Regions from separate parts of the Homo sapiens genome. Here region 2 is linked to region 1. Evidence: chromatin loops called from intact Hi-C (ENCODE). Cell type or tissue: B cell. All regions are shown on one strand.

Region 1 (8,000 bases):
CTGTCTTCTTAGTAGAAGGATATGTCTTTTATTTTGTGGATTCCCATAGCACCTAGCATAGAACCTTACACACTAGTGTCACTCAATGTTATTGTCTTTCCTCTAGGCCAGTAGTTCTCAATGGAAGCGGTTGAGGGCAGGGAAATGAATGATTGGCTCCTTATGAGAAATTTGGCAATGTCTAGAGACAATTTTGGTTATCACAGTGGAGGAAGGATGGTGTTGCTACTGACATCTAGTGGGTAGAGGCCAGAGAAGGGATGCTAATGAATATCTTCCCCTGCACAGGACAGCCATCTTATCCCCACCCACAGAATTATCCAGCCCAAAGTGTCAATAGTGTGGAGGTTGAGAAACCCCAGGCATAGAACAAATGATGCTTTCTTTGCTTAGAATGCCCCTCTGATTGGCTATACGTGTCCTGCTCATCATTTAAGGGCCAACTCAAATGCTACTCCTCTATTCATTTATTTCCATTTAATTCTTTGATTACCTCTTATGTGGATAAGTAACAAAGGACAATGGATAAGTTCAAGATGAATAGGATCTACTTTTCTGCCCTGGAGAATCACTTAAGCCAGTAGGGAAGATGACCTGCATATAAATAACTGGAATGGGTAACATGACATGTATATCTTGGACTGATGAGGAACCTTCCCAAGGTTCCAAACCGTGTGTGATCTCCCACCCTCATTTAAACCCTCATACTCTCCTGTACCAAACTGTCTTTGTTTTCTGTCGCTTAGAATACCTGAAATTGGGTAATTTGTAAAGAAAATGAATTTATTTATTAAAGTTATAGAGGCCATGTCTGGTGAGGACCTTCTTGCTTTCAGGGTCTCTCTGCTGAGTCCTGAGGTGGCACAAGGCATCACATAGCAAGAGGGCAGGGTGTGGAAGCTGAGGTCTCTCTTCCTTTTATAAAGCCATGAGTCCTACTCCCATGATAAACCATTAATTCATTAACCTTCTAATCCACTAATCCATGAATGGATTAATCCATTCATGAGGGCAAAGCCCTCATCACTCAATCACCTGTTAAAGGCTCCACATTGGCTCAGCACGGTGGCTCACACCTGTAATCCCAGCACTTTGGGAGGCCGAAGTGGGTGGATCACGAGGTTAGGAGTATAAGACCAGCCTGGCCAAAATGGTGTAACCCTGTCTCTACTAAAAATACAAACATTAGCTGGGCATGGTGGTGCATTCCTGTAATCCCAGCTACTCGGGAGGCTGGGGCAGGAGAGTTGCTAGAACTGAGACCCAGGAGGCAGAGGTAGCAGTGAGCCAAGATCATGCCACTGCACTCCAGTCTGGGCTACAGAAGAGCAAGACTCCATCTTAGAGGGGAAAAAAAAAAAAAAGGCTCCATCTCTCAATACTGCCACATTGGGGATTAAATTCCAAAATGAGTTTTGGAGGGGACAGATAGTCAAATTGTAGTTTATACTCACATGCTTATTTCTATTTTTATACCTCTGATTTCCTTATAAGAAGCATCATGAAGACTAATATTGTGGCTTATTCAACTTTGAATTTTCTACAGATGATACTTCTGTGTTCTACACCTCAGTTTGAACCAATTTAGAGATTGACAGAGGAGTAAGACATAAATAGAGATCAGAATGTCACTTGTATTACTTGGGTGAGATTATAATTTATCCTCAAAATAGGATGCTTCTGAGAGTGAAAGTGGCACTAACCTGATGAGATACTGGCCCAACATGCATGAACTGGGATATATAGTCATGCTGTTCATTACTGGAAAGGAAAAACAGCTCTTGGAGGACATGGTTTATCTGAACCTTAGAATTAGGCAGACTTACCCACCCACTTATTGCAGTAGTGGAAAAACCTTAGGCCTCCCTTGGGAGACCAGGCACTCGTTCTGATATGACAAACAGAATGCAGAACACCACTCTCTGCCAGCAGGCCAACTCCCAAGAGGAAGGGGAGGAGGTGAGCCAGCATGCCTGGTTATTCATCCCAATTTTACCATCTGTATTAGTCCATTCTCATGCTGCTCTGAAGAAATACCTAAGACTAGATAATTTATAAAGGAAAGAGGTTTAATTGACTCACAGTTCCTCATGACTGGGAAGGCCTTAGGAAATTTACAGTCATGGTGGAAGGGGAAGCAAGCATGTCCTTCTTCACAAGGTGGCAGGAGAGAAAAGTGCAGAGCAAAGGGGGAAAGGCCCTTTATAAAACCATCAGATCTCGTGAGAACACACTATCACAAGAACTGCATGAGGGTAACTGCCCCCATGAGTAAATTACCTCCCACTGGGTCCCTCCCACAACATGTGGGGATTATGGAAACTACAGTTCAAGATGAGATTTGGGTGGCAGTGCAGCCAAACCATATCACCATCCATATGCCCTAGGGAGGAATGAATGACAGAGCAGAATGATTCCAGGAATATGTGTTAGTAGAGCTTTCTGGGCATGGAAGGAAACACCAAAAATTGGGCAATAACATTCCTCTCCTCTATTCAACATTATACACTCAACATGTACTTGTTAAATTAAATCAATTCTCTAAATTATGATTGTTCATCAGCTTCTCTGAATCTCACTTTTACTTATGTTTTTGATATGATGTCTTACACATTCTGACTGCTACAAAAATTAGTTTCATATATACCTATGTTCCCACTAAATTGTAAAATTTTTGAGATTCTAGGTCCTGTGTTATTCATTTTTATTCCCCATGGAGCCTAAAAGATAATTGCATTTAATTTTCCTTTTATTAAAATCTGGCATTGGTTATGTTAACCAAAAAGTGACTGAGGCAGATCTCAGTTGACTCAGGTTTATTTTGCCAAGGTTGATGACATGCCCAGGGAAAAGAAATACAAGTTACAATAGGATCTGTGCCCCATGCTTTTTCCAAACAGGGTTTTGAGGACTTCAGTATTTAAAGGGGAAAGAACAAGCAGAAGGGGAAAGAGGAAGGGGAGAAAAGAGGAGGAGGGTAGGCAATGAGGCAAATGGTTACATTCTTGTGAGGCTTTGATTACAGCTGAGTGAATCTACATTATACACATGAAAAGGGGTAGCAGAAAAGTCAATTATGCATTTCTCTCACTCAGTAAATCTACATTTACAGTAATAAACTGAAACTAAGCTGTCTGGGAATGAAAGGAAGGCAGGGGTTTTTTGTTTGTTTTTTGTTTTTGTGTGATTCAGTTACCAAGCTTAATGTTCCCTTTGGCATAGTGAGTTTGGGGTTCTGAGATTCTGGTTTTTTTCTTTCATAGTTATTAGGTCAGGTTGTGGGGAGGGGAGAAATAAGGATGAAGAGGTGAGAAGGAGGATGTTTCTGGTTTCTCTTCCCTCCAGTTTATTTTGTTTGCTTTCATTTCCCCTTTCAAAAATCTACCATGGCCTCCATTGACTATAAGATGAAATCTCAGCTGTTTACTATGATATACAAGGTCTTCAGCAAACTGATCCAAACCAATCTTACTTATAGCCTCATCTCCCATTACTGCTCTCCAAGTAGCCAGACTATGAATTGTTTCTCAAAGATAGTATGGTCTTTCATCCTTCCATGTCTTTGATCTCACAGTTGTCTAAGCCTGTAATTCCCTTTCTTCTGCTCATCTTTCAAGGCTTATCTCAGACATCACCCCTTTGAAGAATTCCCCAGCTCCTAAGTCTCATCTCTCTTGGTGCTCTCTACCTTGTTTATCACATATTATCTATGCAAATGTCTCATTCAACTGAGAAGTCCTAGAGGGAAGGTCTGTGTCTTATTAATCTTTCTATCATAGGAGCCTACTCTAGTGCCTGTCACTCACTTTAGTAAAGATTTATGGAATGAATGGAGCATTGACTGGAGTGAAAGACTAATTTATTTTTTGAACTAGGTGACTTTTGTTTCTAAATTCTTTTTTAATTCCTCTGGGCTAGAGATTGGAGTAGTTTTCTAAATCCTGACCTTTGACCCTATTTAGACAAATTTTGAAGCAGTTTATTATAATTCATTATGAAAAATGGGATTTCAGCCCTTATCTTTACAATTTAAATAGAGATAAAAAAATTTAAGAGGTAATTGAAACAGTAATTTACTCATTTCTCAAATTTTGGACTGTGCTAAACTTTAAAATAATGCTTTCCTGGAAGTAATTAAATGTTTCTTAAAGGAATTTATATGCACAAGTTGCCATTTTACTGTTTGGTGCATTGAGATTATAATTGAATCCACAGTTACATGAGGGATATATTTCAGAAAAGCATTATGTAATATTAAACTGTTTGCTTTGAAATTTAATTATATGGAAAATTTGGGAAATGAGTGCCTCGAAACAAATTTCTATTTATTTCGTAGATGGATATTTACTGGGTACTACTATGTATATATGCCAAGTGCTGATGGAAAACACCTTTTCCTCCCAGAATGTTTTATCTAGGTCAGAAGAAAGAAGAGCATGCACACATAAAACTTACCAGAAGAAGGGAACATTTACTGAGTACTGGTTAATATTCACATACCCAGAAAATTCAGTGTAGGCCTAGAATCACATTAAAATTCTCAGATCGGCACTTACTGGCAGTGCCTCTTTGGCATGTTAGTTAATCTCGCAGAATCTCCATTTTTCTTATAAATTGGAGATAATGATATCCCTTCTAGGGTTGTAAGGAGGTTATGGTGTAAAGTACATTAAGGGCCTAGCATAGTACCTGGCAGTAGAGGTTAAAAAATGATAGCTATTGTTATTATTTTATAAATAAGTAAATTAAGACACAAAGCAGTTAAGTAAGTTGCTCTGGATCATAAAGGTAGTAAGAGATTCAGGATCTGAGTTTGTCCTTCAACTCTGTCCTTTCTGCTGTACCATGCTTCCTTCACCTAGCCTTAGGTTTTTTGGTTCAAATTTGTATGTCCCATAGAGCCTTACAGAAATAGAAACCTAATATATGTTAAATAAAAATACATTAAAAAACAATGTTTGTTAATGGAGTATCAAAATTTGTGTTATAGGAACTATGTTACTTGAGGAATTAAGAGAAAAAGAAAATGTCTGAGGGAATCATATGTGAAATCTTTGAAACACTTATAATATTTTTCACACTTTTCTTCTTGAAATAATCTCCTCTCTTGATTTATCTGAAACTGATTTTTCTAGAATCTCCTGGAATTCATTTATCTTCATTCATTTATCATTTTAAATGTTGCTGTTTCTTAGGGTTCCATTTTCAGCCCTCTTTTCCTTAGCAGGCTTACCCATTTCAGTAGCTTCAGCCTATACACCAGTACCTCCCAAATATTCTTGTATAGTTGTAACTTTTCTGTCATCTCTTGGATACTTTCAAATGAATGTACTAATGGCAGTCAGACCCAATTATGTCTAAAACTGAATGTATTTATGTGTCACCTTCCTCAACCCCAAATCTGTTCCCCCTGTGTAATTATTCTTTTCATTAGTGGCATCAGCAGTCAATAATTTACCTACCTAAATACTTCAGAGTTATCCTTGGCTTTCCCTCTTTCTCACTTTCTCTTTCCAGTTAGTCTTTAATAGCCTACTGTGGTCTCTGAAATGGACTCCTCTCTGCCTCCATTTATGTTGCTCTAATTCAGACTCTCTTTTTTTACTTGAACTATTAAACCAGTCTCCATATGGGCCTGTTTCCAGCCTTTCTCCTTCAAGTTTATTATCTAATTTTTCCTTACAATGTCAACAGAGTTCACTTTCTAAAACAAAGGTCCCCAGCCTAAATATCTTTAGTATTTCAACATTGCCTAGAGAAAATTAAGTCTAAATTGTTCAGATTGGCGTTATAAGGAGAAAATAATATTTATTGAATACCTGCTTTTCAGTATGGTTTTAGTCATCATATAAGGGCACTTTATAAATATTTGCTAAATAAAGAAATACAAAGGGTTAGCATTCGCAGTCTCTTGGAGTATATGGTGAACAGCTGGGTGGTTTGCCAGTCTTTAATCTGTGTTGAGAAAGACCAATGTAAACAATAAGTACTGGTACTTACTGAGGTCCCTGCAGCAATCGACTTGAGTCTCTGAATACTGTAGAAAGTACCCAGAGGATGTATACTCAAGCTATATAAGTAGGTGTATGTGGGAACCCATAAACTTTAAACATTTGAACCTGATACCTACCTTCTGTGAATTCAATTTTAAGTTCTGTTTTCTCTCAGTTTAGTCCTCCCTCTGCAACCAGTCTTTTCTGACATTCATAACCATGCCTCCTCTAACCATGTTTTTATCACACATTTCAGGCAACTGATCTCTTAAGCACAGTACATCACAGTGCAAGATTTATCTCTTGTGCACAGGAAAATATGTGTCCTTATTCATTCTGCGTGTCCTTGCTCTTTTACCTCACAACGTAACTAGCATATCTTATCTTCCTCTTCCTGCATTCATGTTTTCTGCTCTTCCCTGCTCCTCCATTTCCATTAGTCTTAATGAATGACATAGGAACTCAGAGAAGGATCAGTCACTGGACATGGAGAAGATGGGTCTAGATCCAGGCATTAGGACCTTATTGGTAGGAGTCCAGGCAATAAAAAGTTGTCCAGTTTAGTTGGACTTCCTTGAAAAGTAGTAGGCAGCGAAGTTAGAACATTGTTTCCCAAAAGATGTTAGGTGGTTGGTTAAGAATGGGGTAAGGGTTTATGAATCATTCTGTCTAATGTTAATATAGTGTCCTTTCACCCATTAATACTTTATTTTTTCACCCTCCTTGAGGTCTCTTTATATCTTTGGCTAACTGGAACAGTGCCTCTCAGGGAGATTTTCCAGGGTAAGAGAGCTGTAATTGGCAAACTCTTGTAGGTTAAATACAAGCCAAAATGCCCTACAGGGAGGACACTTGAGGAACAGGGAAGAAAGTGTTCTAGGAAGCTGGGAGGGGTATAAAAGGAGACTGGAGCATTGGCTCTGTCTTTTCTCCTCCAAAAGACCAGATGGAGGTATAATTCCCTTACTCATCCTCCATTTAAAAAAACAATTGAGGTTAAAAGCTATTATTTTAAAATATGAACACCTTCCTTTGGAAGAGATTCAACTTCCTGCAAATTAACATAATTAAAAAAACCACCTGAAAACCAACTAAAATCACTGCAAAATAGGAGTTTGGGCTTGGATGGTAAGAGGGAAAGCATGAAATACTTCATATATTGTATAAAGGAGAAGCAGGGTGAGCTGCAACTTTGACTACTTATGTAAAGTGGTTATGCATGATTCAATGTAACTTAAGTCTTTAAATCTACTTTATAACCTACTGTGTGTGTGTAACAAATATGTATCTTTTAAAATGTTTCCTTTTTTGCCAAATGATTTGAGGACTTACAAATCTTATTTCTATTAAAAGCTAAAAGAGTTTGAGATTTCCCAGAGTATTATAAAGGATTTTCATGCTAACAAGCATGCTGTCATTGAGAGACATTCCATTTTAAGCAACTGGTGCTACGTTTTGCCAAGGTGAGATTTCAATTTGTAATATCTAGGGTGGGTTCAAAATATGGTGGTTTCCCTTATTTTGCTTTCTTAACATTGATATGTGTAAAAGTATAAACTATTTTGGTGAATTTTAAAATACTGAATTATGACTTCACAAAGGTATTGAAACAATATTGTCATATTTACAAAAGCCATGAATTTTCTTTATCAAATTAATAATTTTATTATATATTCACATCTTATTAGATCTAGTTTCAAAAAAGGTAATATTTCTAAATTTCTCATTATAAAATGAAAACTATCAAAATAATATTAATAAAACCTCATAAACTTATATCTAATAATGATTCATTATAATTTGATATGAGCTGAGTTTTGAGTTTGTACTATTTTCAGGAAAAAATAATTTGTTACTAGTATAAGCAGGACTATTGGGATAAAATTTTAAATTGCTTAGGAAAAAGAACTTCAGTAGCATACACATAATAATTCAATCATTGAAGCTGGGAGGAGGTAGGTAGAAAACATAGGTTTGACTCTCTTTACAGACTTTTCCCTAAAGTCT
Region 2 (8,000 bases), 53 kb before region 1:
CTTTTCCTTCTTCCTCATCCCCATTTTATATTGCCACAGAGACTATGTATAGTCCCTGGCACAGTTCCTGGCCTTTGTAAATTGCTGAAGGCCAATTCCAGCACCAAACCCAAGGGACCCCCTTCTCACCACCTCTCCTTCATCTTCAAAAGTTATCTCTGGATTTAATCAACTGGCTGGATTCTCCTGAATCACAGAACCAAATGGCACACATTCACAGAAACATCCTATGATAAAAATAATAGACATTTCTACATGAGATGGTTCTTAAAGGTTAGTTAGGCCAAGGGCAGACAGGTCTTATGCACAGCCTGTGAGCTGGCAATCATCCTGCAGAATGCTGTTAGAATTTCCTCTTCTTGAAAAAGAGAAACAAAATTCTTCTTAATTACTTTTAGAACTGAATTAGTAAATGTTTGGTCTAAAACGTACTGGTAACCAAATTTTGGTCACTATGCCCTGACCAGTATTTCAACTTCTACCATTACTACACTTGTCTCATTGGATAAAATAAAGCAGGTGTGCTAATTCTTCCTCTAATCTCTGAAGAGTACATAAGCCACCAATTCTGACATGATGACCTTGGGGTACAGGGAAGGACCAGGGACAGGCCTGCTTCTGAGGGACAAGAGCAGGAGGGCACTGTGGCACCAGTCCTGCCAGGCCCAGAGCTGCCACAGCTTACCTCCTGCTTTGTAACCCAATGCAACCCGATGTCCTCAGAGGAATATGCAAGCCACCAAAACTGGGGGCCCAGTGGTAGATGAGTGATGACCTAAGAGAGGCTGTTACTCTAACTACGATCTATCTTAAGCTGGAATGGCCAAAAGATGAGACAAGGCCGGGCGCGGTGGCTCACGCCTATAACCCCAGCACTCTGGGAGGCCAAGGCAGGCGGATCACCTGAGGTCAGGAGTTTGAGATCAGCCTGGCCAACAAGGCAAAACTCTGTCTCTACTAAAAAATACAAAAATTAGCCAGGCATGGTGTCAGCCACCTGTAATCCCAGCTACTCAGGAAGCTGAGGCAGGGAGAACTGCTTGAACCCGGGAGGCAGAAGTTGCAGTGAGTTGAGATCGTGCCACTGCACTCCAGCCTGGGCGACAGAGTGAGACTCCGTCTCAAAAATAAATAAATAATAAATAAAAATAAATAAAAAACAAAAGAGATAATAGAATAGCCTACGCTCAGCCCAGAGGTGGAAAGAAAGCAGGATTGACAGTGGCATGTGCCCATCTCTCTCTTTTGTTTTTTTTCCTCTCAATGCCAAATAACTAGGCCTCTCTTTCATGTTTAATCATAATAAACTGGGTTGAAATATGCAGGTGAGACAAAGGAGAAATAAAATAAGGTATCAGAAAATTATTCAATGTCACCCAGCAGCCATTCCACATCAGCTTTCTAGTATTTTATATTTATAAACTTTTAATTCTTATTCAATCAATAAATAACTATTTAGTCCTTTCTATGTGCCAGCATTGTTCTAAAAACTGGATTTATCAGTGAATAAAAGAGAAAAAGTCCTGCATTCACAGAGCATACATTTCTAGTGGAAGGACACAGAGAAGCAAAAACTAATAAATGAGTACATTATACCGTATGTTACAAGGTAATACATGCTACAGGGAAAAACTCAGCAGCATAACTGGGCTCAGCAGTGCAGGGGGCTGGGGTAATATCCAGGCTTAAATACGGTGGTCAGGTGATAGTGTTGAGGTGATAGTGAGTGAGTACTCAAAGGAGGTGAGGCAGGGAACCATATGTTATTTGGGGGGAATAACCTTCCAGTGCAAAGAATTGAAAATGGATCACATTTCTACTACATCTAAGAATTCTTTGCCTAATCCTAAGTCACCTTAAAAAGTTTCACATGTCGGCCAGGTGCAGTGGCTCATGCCTGTAATCCTGGCACTTTGGGAGGCCAAGGCAGGTAGACCACTTGAGCCTCAGAAGTTTGAGACCAGCTGGCAGCTGGGCAACACGGCAAAACCCTGTCTCTACAAAAAAAAAAAAAAAGGGAAATTAGCCAGGCATGGTGGTGCACACCTGTAGTCCTCGCTACTTGGGAGGCTGAGGTTGGAGAATCACCTGAGTCCAGGTGGTGGAGGCTGCAGTGAACCGTGATCATGCCATTGCACTCCAGCCTGAGTGACAGAGTAAGACCCTGTCTCAAAAAAAAAAAAAAAAAGTTTTACATTTTATATTTAGATCTATGATCCATTCTGAGTTAATTGGCATAAGGTGTGAGGTTTCAGTCAAGGTTTATGTTTTTGGTTATTGATGTCCAGTTGTTCCAGAATTATGTGCTGAAAAGGCTATCCTTCCTCTATCGACTTGCTTTTCCATCTCTGTCAACAATGAGGTGGAAATCTTTGTGCGAGTCTATCTCTGGCCTCTCTATTCTGCTACATGGACATACGTATGTGTCCCTCTGCCAGAACTACACTTTCCTGACAACTGCAGCCATATCCTAAGTCTTAAAATGGGGCAGTGTAATCAGCCCTTGAAGGGTTTAAACAGAGTATACGGACTGACCCCATCTGACTTTAAAATGTCACTCTATTATGGTGAGAATATGCTGTCGGGGGCAGGAGGGGACCACGCGAGAGAAGATGGAGGCTCCAACCAGGGGAGCAGCAGTAGACATGGTAAAAAATTGGTGAGATTCTGACATTATGAAAGTTAGGCCCACAGAATGTCCTGGTGGACTGGATGTGGGTATGAGAGCAAGAGAAGAGAGGAGCACAACCCCCAGGCTTTTGGCCTGAGCAGCTGGGAGAATGGAACTGCCATCTGCTGAGATGGGGACATGCAGAGGGAGCAGGTGTGTTTCCCACGTTAGGGTGAGAAGCCTACTGGACATCTAACTGTGATGTAGCCTCAGGGATACAAGAGCCAGTTCAGGACAGAGGTCTTTCTGGCCAGGATGTGACAATCCAGGATTCATTAGCACATTAAAGCCATGCTACTGTGTGAGCCTGCCAAAGCGGAAAAGCCCAGGCCCCAGGGGGGCCCTCCAATAAGGAGGTCGGACAGAAGAGAAGTGGGAAAAGGAGACAGGAGGTGGAGGGAGGAGGGAACCAGGAGAGGATGGCAACCCAGGAGGGTGAGCATCTATGTCAGAGTCTGCTGAGCCACTGTGTTGGAGAACTGAGAGCTGACACAAGGCACCCTGGGAGACCTTGGCAAGAGAAGCTGTGGTGAACAGGTGTGGTTTAAAAGGGAATGGAGGAGGTGGATTGGAGACCAGGCTTAACAACCCTTTCAGAGGCTTCTACTATTCAGGGGAGCAGAAAAATGAGGAAATCCTGGAGGGGGCAGAAGAGTCAAGGGAGGCTGTGTGTGTGTGTGTGTGTGTGTGTATGTGTGTGTTTCAGGGGAGAAGGGAATATGTGTGTTTTTGCAGGAGAGGAGGGTGTGTGTGTGTGTGTGTGTGTTTTGCAGGAAAGGAGAAAACAGCAGGAACACTGATGAGAATAACCCAGCAGGGTGTGGCCTGGAGGGGCCTGGTTTATACTGGGGAACATCGGGTGGCTTAGGGAATGTCTGTGAGTGGGAAGGGGAACAGGATCTCAGGCACAGGTGGAGGCCCGGGCTCTGGGCAGGAAGAGACTGGAAAATGCAGACCAAAGTGCTCCCCTCACCTTTAATTCTCCTCTTCCCTTCTACTGACTGCCTGGGAGCCTCCCTCGATGCCATTCTTGTGTTCCATGCTCTGAGACTATGTCACAATCCAGACTTTCACAATACAGTCCCACTAGTTTCTAACTGTGCAATCCTCAGGGACAAAATCCCAGGCCAAGGCCTACAGAGTAAGAAGAGATCACACTAGCATGTGCCGTGTGTGGAAAAAGGGGGTAAAATAAGATAGTCACAGAGCAGGGACTTGTGTCTGTTTCTCCACCAGGCTCTCCTCTTCCATCCTGGGAAGTTACTTTCTGGCACCGGACAAGGGCCACAGAGTAAGAAGGGATCACACTAGTATGCACTGTGTATGGAAAAAGGGGGAAAAAAATAAGATAGTCACAGAGCAGGGGCTCGTATCTGTTCCTCCACCAGGCTCTCCTCTTCCATCCCCGGAAGAGTGACTTCCTGGCACCGGACATGGGCCAGGTGCACAGCAGGCGGGCAGGCAGGAGCCCTCATCGCGTGGAAAAAGCAGCATATCACAGCCGGGAGGGTCTAACTGCTAGCAGAGGCACAAAACGGGATGGGACACCATGCTGAGACCTGAACAGGGCCAAGCCTGACACAGGGGAAACCAGGGCAAAGGTTTCAAGGTAAAAACAAGTTTGGCTTGTTTGAGAAACAAAGAGAAAGGGTCAATGTGATCAGGTGTGGGCATTAGCAGGGAGGACACAGTGTTATTTGCTGAGGTGGGGGAGGTAGGTAAGGACCAGATCATTCAGAGCTTTCCAAACCAGGGCAAAGAGATACAATTTTATTCTAAATGCAACAGGAAGCCATTGAAAGGAACTGAACAGAAAAAGGACAATCTGTTTCCAAAAGATCAAGTTTTTTTTGTGTGCTTCTCCTAGAAATCACACTTTTCAATGCCATAAATAGCATTTATTACTCAAGCTGAAAACTCATAAAACCACCACCCATTTGATGGAACCAATGAAATCCTGAGAACTGACTGCCCAGTGGCCACCATGAGAGGTGGCAAAGATACAAGAGAGGCCACACCAGGGCATCTGCTCTCAGCTTGGAGGAGAAAGATATTCTAACCACCCTGCAACCAACCTCGTGGCACATGCAGAGGGGATATGGACCCGGAAGGGGAGGGCGAGAGATGAGCGGGACCCACTGAGGGATTTATCAGAGCAGGAACCTCCTCGGATTTCCATTTAAACAATCCTTCCCAGGGCAGTCATTTAAGATGCCTTTCACCAAACAACACATGCCTCCTCACACATACCCACTACACGTGCAAACAATCTCTTTCCGAACCAAAACCACACCGATGATTCAGCCCCTGCCAGGTGAGAGCAGCATCTGGGTCACAAACAAACTGAGGCCGTGAAGACTCCACCCCGACTCCCTCTATTTAAAAATTCCTCTACAAGAAACAGGAATGGCTGTTTCCTTCACCTCCTAGAAGGCAACATAGTAAACTGACAACAGATGGAAAGAAAGGCATATTTTTGTCCATTAACTTTCCAAGGGTTTTGGCTTTGTTCAGATATTTGCATCACAAATTCCCTTTGCTTTCTCCCTGGTTCCTCCAGAGAACTCTCCAGTGATCAAGGTCTCCAGCAAATGACAGCAACTCTGTATCAGTGGGATGCACTTTTGCTTTTAAAGCTACGCTAGGTTCTCATCAATACTCCTTGGATCTCAAGCCTCAGCAACAGACTCAGCACTGAAGACACTGGGTCGCAGCGCCCGCAGCCTGGACTGAAGCCCTGGCTTTGCTCCTTATCGTCTGTGGGACTTGCTGAGCAAGCTGCAAAATCTCCCTAAGACATACCGTCTTACCTTTAAAAGGGAGGACACAATCACCACTGACCCCATAGGGTTGTTTTGAAGATTAAAAGCACAGGCCGGGCGCAGTGGCTCACACCTGTAATCTTAGCACTTTGGGAGGCCGAGGCGAGTGGATCACTTGAGGTCAGGGGTTTGAGACCAACCTGACCAACATGGTGAAACCTCATCTCTAATGAAAATACAAAATTAGTCAGCCTGGTGGTGCATGCCTGTAATCCCAGCTACTTGGGAGGCTGAGGCAAGAGAATCGCTTGAACTTGGGAGGTGGAAGGTTGCAGTGAGCCGAGATTGCACCATTGCACTCCAGCCTGGGCAACAACAGTGAAACTCCATCTCCAAAAAAAAAAAAAAAAAAAAGAGAGATTAAAAGCACAAACGCAAAGAAGGTTTTATGTGCAAAAAGCACTTGGCACACTCCCTAGCACATACTGAATGTCCATAAACATTCAGCCAACGTCCACTGCTATCACTTTTCTTATTAGCTCACTAGGGATTGTTGGGGAGGGGAGGATTAAAGAATAGCATTTACTTGGGGACGATTAATGAATGGCATTTACTTAATTAACACTTTCTGAGGAAGACGAGGGAAAGAAGTCTGGATATATTTTGTGACCTGGCTAATTCTGGACACAGCTGCACAAAGCTTAATGAATAGGTCTGCCAAGAACAAACAATAGCAGGCAGTGAAAGAAACAAGCTGCAAACTGACACTCCCCAGGCCCTCAACTACAGAAGAGTTCAAGTGATTCCATTTCAGACAGGCTCCCGTGCCCACCAGCCAGGCAGAGAGGACCCTTAACTGAGCCTAGAGGCTGTTAATCACCCCATCCCTTCCCTTAGGTCCACATCCCTTATCCCTCGCCCCCTCCAGAGCCTCCCCAGCGTCAGTGCTGGTTCAGATGCCATCATTTTGGCATGGGCCTGCTAGAGACAGAATTCTACGGATGTAAGAAAGTAACTTCTTGCCATCATCCACAGAGCCGTCAGCTCTAAGCCAACAGGCAGCACAGGCCAGATTCTATTCAACAGCAAGAACGGAGCTGTCCCCACCCAATCTTCAGCTCACCCTCCCGGTCCCCATGTTGGAACTCAGTAAAAGGCACAGATACCCAGTTACTATATACACTCAAGACTATGTTCCCAAGAAAACTAGGTCCAAGGGTAATAGGAAAGGAAGCACACTTGATTAAAATGTTCTGTTTTTCAGAATTAAGGGCAATGAATTTCAACACCCATACTCTGTTCCTCTATCCCCAAGCCTTGGAAAGCACTGGTCTATGCAATGTAGGCAGCCATGTTCAAAGGAAAATAACAAAGAGCAAGTCCCTACAACAAAACCTGCTAGAAAGGACACTCTTGAGACTCCAGAAATGGCTCTGAGCCTGCTACTCAGTTTCCCATGTAGTCAGCTGCTGCCTCCGGTCACTTTTCTGATGCTTTGAGCCTTCAGACAATGAAATTCTTTCATAGAATAGACAAGGTATTACTTGCCACAGCTTCACTTTTAAGAGAATTTATAAGCTAAAGGGGATAAAAAATTATTCCATACATTTCCCTTTTTAACAGAAGTACACAGCCAAATTCAGGAAGGGAGGTGAATGAGGCGCAACCAAGTTCCTCCACTCCTAAGAACCGAGAAATGCACACACTGGTGTGCCACCCCAGGGTGCTCTGGTAACATCCATCAAAATTTAGAGTGGCTCATGCCTGTAATCCCAGCACTCTGGGAGGCCAAAGGGGGCAGATCACTTGAGCCTAGGAGTTCGAGACCAGCCTGGGCAACAAGAGACTACATTTCTACAAAAAATACAAAAATTAGCTGGGCATGGTGGCTCATGCCTGTGGTCCCAGCTATTCCAGAGGGAGGACTGGTTGAGCCCAGGAGGTCAAGGCTGCAGTGAGCTGAGATCACACCACGGCCTGGGCAACACAGCAAGACCCCATCTCAAAAAAAAAAAAAAAAAAAAAAGTAGAAGTGTACATCCTTTCACCCAAGAATCCCACTTACAAAGATCTACCATAAGGAGGTAATTGCAGGTGGGAACCTAAAAACATGGAAGGAAAGAGGATTCCGTATATTAGGATCCCTCTATACAATAAGGAGGCAGCCTGGGAACAGGAGTTACTGAAATTCAGGACTGGTCCCTCAACACCTAGTTTAGTGGGGAAAAAGGGAGATTACAGAGCAGCATGCAGAGCACATTTCCATGGATGTAAAGCACATCCACGAGCAAGGTGTTGTAGTAGTGAGTGTGCAAACTGCTCAAGCTGGCCACCTTCGGGGAGCAGAGCTCCAGGCAGCTTTGAGTTTCTTCTTTGCAGTTTTCCACACTGTCCACTTCCTTAACATGATCATGTATTATTTTCCCCTTACACAATAAAGTTGTATGTTTAAAAGCTCCTGAAATGGGATGATTTCCAATCTTGCAAAGCACACATTCCTGAACAATTATATTTCATGTGAATATTTGTATTTTGAGTCATTTTGTTTACTAGTTAACACTATAATT

Evidence for each region. Peaks named below come from ENCODE experiments on the same cell type or tissue, not always from the same donor. Only the 100,000 strongest peaks of a DNase experiment are listed, where the experiment ranks them.
Region 2: a loop joins it to region 1, with 5 times the contacts of the local background. A loop is called at or near these places in 7 of 110 quality-filtered maps.

What each region holds. Positions count from the first base shown.
Region 1 is chr18:74,331,369-74,339,368 of GRCh38, forward strand. It overlaps C18orf63 (chromosome 18 open reading frame 63), which reads left to right. Exons shown (of 14, transcript NM_001174123.2): 8 at 7,347-7,456. Among named protein-coding and RNA genes, the nearest start is that of C18orf63, 20 kb to the left of the region's middle. In B cell, no CTCF peak of the experiment used is centred here; a DNase peak (open chromatin) is centred at 3,333; H3K27ac peaks cover 2,841 bases.
Region 2 is chr18:74,278,407-74,286,406 of GRCh38, forward strand. The region is part of intron 1 of CYB5A (cytochrome b5 type A); the gene reads right to left. Among named protein-coding and RNA genes, the nearest start is that of CYB5A, 9.6 kb to the right of the region's middle. RefSeq lists enhancers at 2,673-3,200, 7,479-7,648. In B cell, no CTCF peak of the experiment used is centred here; no DNase peak of the experiment used is centred here.